Linked DNA regions of Homo sapiens: all the other regions are linked to region 3. The links are chromatin loops, found by intact Hi-C in ENCODE. Cell type or tissue: psoas muscle. All regions are shown on one strand.

The links. Hi-C counts contacts between places; a loop is a spot of excess contacts. Peaks named below come from ENCODE experiments on the same cell type or tissue, not always from the same donor. Only the 100,000 strongest peaks of a DNase experiment are listed, where the experiment ranks them.
Region 1: a loop joins it to region 3, with 3 times the contacts of the local background. A loop is called at or near these places in 27 of 110 quality-filtered maps.
Region 2: a loop joins it to region 3, with 4 times the contacts of the local background. A loop is called at or near these places in 100 of 110 quality-filtered maps.

The regions. Positions count from the first base shown.
Region 1 is chr19:48,333,022-48,335,521 of GRCh38, forward strand. TMEM143 (transmembrane protein 143) reads right to left here. Exons shown (of 8, transcript NM_018273.4): 7 at 987-1,176; 8 at 1-412. The coding sequence ends at 198. Among named protein-coding and RNA genes, the nearest start is that of EMP3, 8.7 kb to the left of the region's middle. RefSeq lists enhancers at 237-972, 363-452, 463-512 and a silencer at 853-1,372. In psoas muscle, a CTCF peak has its summit at 1,034; DNase peaks (open chromatin) are centred at 220 and 1,030; H3K4me3 peaks cover 1,438 bases; H3K27ac peaks cover 1,349 bases.
Region 2 is chr19:48,504,836-48,507,335 of GRCh38, forward strand. The region is part of intron 5 of LMTK3 (lemur tyrosine kinase 3); the gene reads right to left. Among named protein-coding and RNA genes, the nearest start is that of LMTK3, 5.7 kb to the right of the region's middle. In psoas muscle, a CTCF peak has its summit at 1,473 (motif pointing right); no DNase peak of the experiment used is centred here.
Region 3 is chr19:48,583,426-48,585,925 of GRCh38, forward strand. All of the region lies in intron 2 of SULT2B1 (sulfotransferase family 2B member 1), which reads left to right. Among named protein-coding and RNA genes, the nearest start is that of SPACA4, 22 kb to the right of the region's middle. In psoas muscle, a CTCF peak has its summit at 1,049 (motif pointing left); a DNase peak (open chromatin) is centred at 996; H3K4me3 peaks cover 373 bases; H3K27ac peaks cover 376 bases.

The DNA.
Region 1 (2,500 bases), 250 kb before region 3:
AAGGGGCGGGGAAGACTTAACAACTGCTAGCTGCTTTGATTGGCTGCTTTGCTTAAGCACACAGTGCAGCAAAAATAATCACCTGTCAGTTATTGGAAGTTGGAGTGAAAAGTATAATAACCGTAATTGACAGCCTGTCGTGAAGGAGGCGGGGCTTAGTTCCTAGCCTGCTGACTGGGCAGGGAGGTAGGTTCTACTCAGGAGATGTTACTGCTGGGCGTGGCTTGCGGGGGCTCGGAAGTGATCGGAGCCACTGGGTCTAGTTTGGGGAAACCCGGGGGTGGGTACAATCCCATGCTGGGGGTCAGGGCCTGCAGATGCGCCAGGGCCCGAGTTCCGTTGAAGGTCACCTCACAGCCTGACTTGGCTAGGAGCCAGTTCTCCACCTCCGACCGGAGCCACCTGGAGGTCTCTGCAAGGGGAGAGGCAGGTGTTCTGAGGTCACACTGAGATCGGGGAAGATTCGAGGGAGCAGCAAGGAGGGGCGTAGGGCAAAGAACAGGAAGGGCCTGGGTTTGGGAGAAGCCTAGGAGTGATCTTGAGGCTTGGAGGGGAGCGGAACAAGGCCCAGGAGGGTCGAGAGGGCCAGAAGGCCCAGCTCTGGGGCTTTCGTCTGGGGACCAGTCAGGGGCTCTTGGGCAGGGAAGGTGGGGGCTCCTGTAGGCAAGGGGACCACCTGGAGCCCACACAGGGAGCGCGCAGGATCTCTTGTAGGGAGAGTGTCAGCTCAGGTAGAGGAAAGAATGACAGGAGGGGGCCGTGCCATGGAGCCAAGACTCCCAACCAGGCTGAGGTTAAGAAAGGGCTGTCACATCAGGCACCAAGATCGGAGTCTGGATTCGGAGGTCCTGTCTGCTGAGGGCCGGGGTCTCTTCGCAAACCCGTCAGGTTCACCCGTGGGAACTGGGGGTGGGGACGCATCTCGCTGGGGCGGGGCCTCGCGGGGGTGTGGCCCCTGGGGGCAGGGTCCCAGGGCCACGTCCTACCTTCGGGCGAGCCTTGAGTGCCCCCTGGCCGCCGGGCCAGGAAGCTGTGAGCCAGCAGCGCCTCCTTGGTGTGCTCGTCCTGCGCGCGCAGGGCCAGGGCGCTGAGCAGCTCCGAGTTGTTGGACGTACTGCGATAGTACAGCATGTGCGCCAGCTCCAACGCCTGCGCGCTGCGCCGCTGCCCGAACATCTGCAGGCGGGACAGCGCCCCGTGGGCTCAGTTCGGGGTGCGCCCCCACCCATACACAGCCCCCGGGGTCACCCCCGCTGGCACGGCCCACGCCGCTTACTCCCCTGAGGAGGCGGGGAGGTCCTACCCAGACCTCTTCAGTACGGGTCCCCAGAGCTCAGTCGAGGGATCTATTTGGGGATTTTTGGGGTCTGTCTTTTCTTTTTCTTTCTTTTTCTCTCTTTCTTTCTTTCTTTCTTTCTTTCTTTCTTTCTTTCTTTCTTTCTTTCTTTCTTTCTTTCTTTTTCTTTCTTTCTTTCGTTCTTTCTTTCTTTTCTTTCTTTCTCTTTCTTTCTTTTCTTTTCTTTCTTTCTTTTTCTTCCTTCCTTCCTTTCTTTCTTTTCTTTCCTTTTTTTTTTTTTTTCGACAGGGTCTCGCCCTGTAGCCCAGTCTGGAGTTCAGTGGCTATTCACAGGCAAACTCATAACGCACTGAAGCTTTGAACTCCCGGGCTCAAGCGATCCTCCCGCCTTGGCCTCCTAAGTAGCTGGGACTACAGGTGTGCGCCACCAAGCCCGATATTTTTTGTAGAGACGGGATTCTCCCTGTGTTGACCAGGCTGGTCTCAAACTCCCAGCCTGGAGTGATCCTCGCTCCTCAGCCTCCCATAGTGCTGGGGTTACAGGCGTGACCCAAGGCACCGGCTGGGGATCTGTATTTTTAACACACGTGCCCTCATTCCAGTGGCTCCAAGACCACCAGCCCCATCTGGCCTACAGTTTTCAGCAACCACTGCACTGGTTTGCTCATCTGAGCCATGTATTAATGGATTTACCCAAAGGTTTGCAGATGATAGGAGTTTTAGCTTTGAAAGATTTTGTTACAATACATCCTTATGTTTTAGAGACATAATAAAGTATTTCCAAATAAGTCTAGGTAGGATTTACTTCAAAATCATCCAATAGTAGGACAGTGGAGGTCTTCAGGGGAAATCTGATTAACTATTGCTAATTGTTGATGCTAGGTGCTGGCTAGTGGAGTTTATCATACTATCCTATTTCTGTGTTTGTTTGAACTTTTCTATAATGAAGGAAAAAATGGTTTAAAATATTAAACTGTAGGCCAAGTGCAGTGGCTCAGGCCTGTAATCCCAACGCTGAGAGGCCAAGGTGGGTGGATCACCTGAGCCCAGGAGTTCAAGACCAGCTTGGGCAACATGGCAAAAGCTTCATCTCTACAAAAAATTAAAATTAAAAAACAATAGCAGGCTGGGCTCAGTGGCTCACGCCTGTAATCCCAGCACTTTGGGAGGCCAAGGCAGGTGAATCACCTGAGGTTGGAAGTT
Region 2 (2,500 bases), 79 kb before region 3:
CCGTGCCCAGGCTTCACCCTGCATTCTAAATGTATTTCCAGGGCTGCTCACTCTCCATGAGCTTCTTCCTGTCCTACATCCTTTGTACCTGCTGTTCCTTCTGCCTGGAATGTACTTCCCATGGTGCTTTGCATGGCTGACTTCTCCAAGTCAACCCGGCCTCCCTGATGGTCCTATCCAAGGTGGCCCCTGTCTCTGTCACATACTGCCTCATTTTCTCATGGTATTTGTCATTCTCTGACAGTTTCTCTCTCTCTCTCTCTCTCTCTTTTTTTTTTTTTTTTTTTTTTTTTTATGAGACAGAGTCTTGCTCTGTCGCCCAGGCTGGAGTGCAGTGGTGCAATCTTGGCTCACTGCAACCTCCATCTCCCGGGCTCCAGCAATTCTCCTGCCTCATCCTCCTGAGTAGCTGGGATTACAGGCATGTGCCACCATGCCTGGCTAATTTTTATATTTTTATTAGAGACGGGATTTCACCATGTTGGCCAGGCTGGCCTTGAACTCCTGACCTCAGGTAATCCGCCTGCCTGGGCCTCTCAAAGTACTGAGATTACAGGTGTGAGCCACCACGCCCAGCTGACAGTTTCTCTTTTTAAAATGCATTTCTGGCTTGGTCTGGTGGCTCTCACCTGAAATCTCAGCACTCTGGGAGGCCGAGGCAGGAGGATGGCTTGAACCTAGAAGTTTGAGACCAGCTGGAGCAGCATAGTGAAACTCCATCTCTACAATTAAAAAAAATATATAGTCTGGGTGCAGTGGCTCATGCCTGTAATCCCTGCACTTTGGGAGGCCGAGATGGGTGGATCACCTGATGTCAGGAGTTCGAGACCAGCCTGGCCAACATAGTGAAACCCTGTCTTTACTAAAAATACAAAATAAGCTGGGCTTGGTGGCACATGCCTGTAATCCCAGCTACTTGGGAGGCTGAGGCAGGAGAATTGCTTGCACCCGGGAGGCGGAGATTGCAGTGAGCTGAGGCCCCGCCATTGCACTCCAGCCTGGGCAACAAGATTGAAACTCTGTCTAAAAAAAAAAAAAAAAAAGTCTGTAATCCGAATACTTTGGGAGGCCAAGGTGGGTGAATCACCTGAGGTCAGGAGTTCGAGACCAGCCTGGCCAACATGGTGAAACCCCGTCTCTACTAAAAATACCAAAAATTAGCCAGATGTGGTGGTGGGCGCCTGTAATCGCAGCTACTCTGGAGGCTGAGGCAGGAGAATCGCTTGAACCCAGGAGGCAGAGGTTGCAGAGAGTTGAGATTGCGCCACTGCACTCCAGCCTGACAACAGAGCAAGACTTCATCTGAAAAAAAAAAAAAGATAAATAAATAAAAATAAAAGTTAGCCAGGCATGGTGGCTATGCAGGAGGCTGAGGCAGGAGGATCACTTGAGCCCAGGAGCTCAAGGCTGAAGTGAGCCTTGAAAAAAAAAAAAAAAGTATTTATTTATCTATTGTGTGTCTTCTCCACTAGGGGGTGAGCTCTCCTAGGATAAGAATTTGGTGTGTCTTCCTGCCTGTGTCCTCAGTGCCTAGACTAGTAGTAGATGCTCAATAAACACAGGTGGAGAGAAGGACTGGCTTGGAGGTCTGCAGGAGGATGAGAACATTTCAGGCTTGCAGCCCAGGGTCTGGCCAGGAGTAGGTGCACAGTAACTTACTAGTTATTTTCCTACTGGGGCCTGGCGGGAGGCAGAGCCACTTGTGTGCTGTGGGGCCACTGCCAGTACCCAGCCTTCTATTGCCTGTGTGTAACCGCGGCTCTGCTGTTTATGCTGTGTGTCCTCAGGAGAACAGGGTCTCTTGCTTCTGTTTGGTGGAAGAATCGTGTAACAAAGTGTTGTTATTGTTGTTGTTTTCTCACGCTGTCTCCCAGGCTGGAGTACAGTGGTGTGATCTTGGCTCACTGCAACCTCTGCCTCTGGGGTTCAAACAATTCTCCTGCCTCAGCCTCCTGAGTAGCTGGGATTACAGGCGCCTGCCCACCACACCTGGCTAATGTTTGCATTTTTAGTAGAGATGGGGTTTCACCATGTTGGCCAGGCTGGTCTCGAACTCCTGACCTCATGATCTGCCCACCTCAGTCTCCCAAAGTGCTGGGATTACTGGTGTGAGCCACCGTGCCTGGCCAATTTTTTTGTATTTTTGTAGAGATAGGGTTTAGCCCAGGCTGGTCTCCAAGTCCTGAGCTCAGGCAGTCTGCCCGCCTTGGCCTCCCAAAGTGCTAGGATTACAGGCAGGAGCCCGACAAAGTGTTCATGAAGCTCCTGCCATGTGTGGGGCTTCAACAGTGGCTGGAGTTCCCAGCATGGGAGACTTGGGGTGGCTGGTGTAGAAGGAAGCCAGGATTCACTGCACACCCACGAATCTGGCCAAGGCCGGCCGCTCTGCTCTCAAATCCTCCCAGCAACGTGCTAGGCAGGATGATGATCCCCATTTGATCCAGATGGAACAGAGGTGAAGCGACTTGCCTAGGGTCACACAGCTGGTAATGATGGGAAC
Region 3 (2,500 bases):
CCAAAAGCTGAAACTATCCAAATATCTGCCGTTCATGAATGAATGGATAAACAAATTATGCTATATTCATACAATGGAATATTATTCAGCTGTAAAAAGGAAGGAAATTCGTCCGGGTGCAGTGGCTCATGCCTGTAATCCCAGCACTCTGGGAGGCCGAGGCGGGCGGATCACCTGAGGTCAGGAGTTCAAGACCAGCCTGGCCAAAATGGCCAAACCCCGTCTCTACTAAAAATACAAAAATTAGCCGGGCCTGGTGGTGCGCGCCTGTAGTCCCAGCTGCTTGGGAAGCTGAGGCATGAGAATGGCTGGAACCCAGGAGGCGGAGGTTGCAGTGAGTGGAGATTGCGCCACTGCACTCCAGCCTGGGCGACAGAGCCAGACTGTCTCAAACAAACAAACAAAAGGCCAGGCACAGTGGCTTACGCCTGTAATCCCAGCACTTTGGGAGGCTGAGGCAGGCAGATCACGAGGTGAAGAGATTGAGATCATCCTGACCAACATGGTGAAACCCTGTCTCTACTAAAAATACAAAAATTAGCTGGGCATGCTGGCGTGCGCCTGTAGTCACAGCTATTCGGGAAGCTGAGGCAGGAGAATCACTTGAACCCGGGAGGTGGAGGTTGCAGTGAGCTGAGATCGCGCCACTGCACTCCAGCCTGGAAACACAGCAAGACTCCGTCTCAAACAAACAAAAAACACCACACACAGGAATAGCTAAAATAGGGTGCAGCCACTTCCTCTAGGGCTGAAGCCAAACTCCCAAGAAAGAAAGAAATTGGGAAGAAGGACTTCCCTGCCCAACCGGCTCCCCACACAAGATTAGAGTTTCGCTGCAGAGGTATGGTCATGACCCACTGGGTGACTGAGAAGTTCACTGAAGTGCAACAGGCCACTGAAATTTGCTAGGGGGAGGGGTAAACGTCACTGCGTGTCTAGTGCAGGGCTGGCCCCTGTCCATCACAAGATCCCGCTAAGAGGAGCTCGTGAGAATCAGGAAGAGCCCCATCCTCATTCAGTGTTCCTCCAGCGCCCTCTGCTGACAAGGTTTAACACTGAGCTAGCTGGCAGAGGAGAAATGTTTACAGGGTCCAGCTCCAATATCACAAAAACGGCAGAGAGGCATGAAGTTGGAGCCACCAGCCTGTAAACTGATAACTGGTACAAGGTGGTTGTTAGAATGAAATCCAGTGAATGGATTGGATGTGGTGGCTTACGCCTGTAATCCCAGCACTTTGGGAGGCCAAGGCAGGAGGATCGCTAGAGGCCAGGAGCTCCAGACCAGCCTGGGCAACACAGTGAGACCCCATCTCTACAAAAATTTTAAAAATTAGGTGGGCGCAGGCTGGGCATGGTGGCTCATGCCTATAATCCCAGCACTTTGGGAGGCCAAGGCAGGTGGATCACCTGAGGTCAGGAGTTTGAGACCAACCTGGCCAACATGGCAAAACCCCATCTCTACTAAAAATACAAAAACTAGCCAGGCGTGGTGGCACACTTCTAGTCCCAGCTACTTGGGAGGCTGAGGCAGGAGAATTGCTTGAATCCAGGAGGCAGAGGTTTCAGTGAGCCGAGATAGAGCCACTGCACTCCAGCCTGGGCAACAGAGTGAGACTCCTTCTCAAAAAAAAAAAAAAAAAAAAAAAAGCTGGGTACATGTGGTCTAGCTACTCCAGAGGCTGAGGTGGGAGGATCACTTGAGCCTGGGAGTTGGAGGCTGAAGCTGAAGTAAGCTGTGACTGCAACAGTGCACACCAGCCCAGGTCACAGAGCGGAATCCTGTCTCAAAAAGAATTAAATGCAATGAATACTAACAGAAAGTAATTTTGAACGTAATTGTTTCTCTTCTGAACAGCCTGTGGTCTCCTGAAATTCAAAACTGTGAATTGGGTCCTTGATGAGGTCCCTTTCCACTAGGTAACATTCTGTGGCTCCCCACAGAAATAAAGAGGTGAACCTCAGCCGGGCGCAGTGGCTTACTCCTGTAATCCCAGCACTTTGGGAGGCTGAGGCAGGTGGATCACTGGAGGTCAAGAGTTCGAGACCAGCCTGGCTAACATGGTGAAATCCCATCTCTACTAAAAATACCAAAAATTAGCCAGGCGTGGTGGTGCATGCCTGTAACCCCAGCTACTAGGGAGGCTGAGGCAGGAGAATCACTTGAAACCGGGAGGCGGAGGTTGCAGTGAGCCAAGATCGCGCCATTGCACTCCAGCTTGGGCAACAAGAGCAAAACTCCGTCTCAAAAAGAAAAAAAGTGGGGGTAGGGGGGAGGGATAGCATTAGGAGATATACCTAATGTTAAATGATGAGTTAATGGGTGCAGCACACCAACATGGCACATGTATACATATGTAACTAACCTGCACGTTGTGCACATGTACCCTAAAACTTAAAGTATAATAAAAAAAGGGGTGACCCTCAAAAGTGGGCAGTGAAAAGTGAAAAGAGCAGAGATTTTTATGTCCAGACACCTGGGTTCAATTCCAGCTTTCTCCAT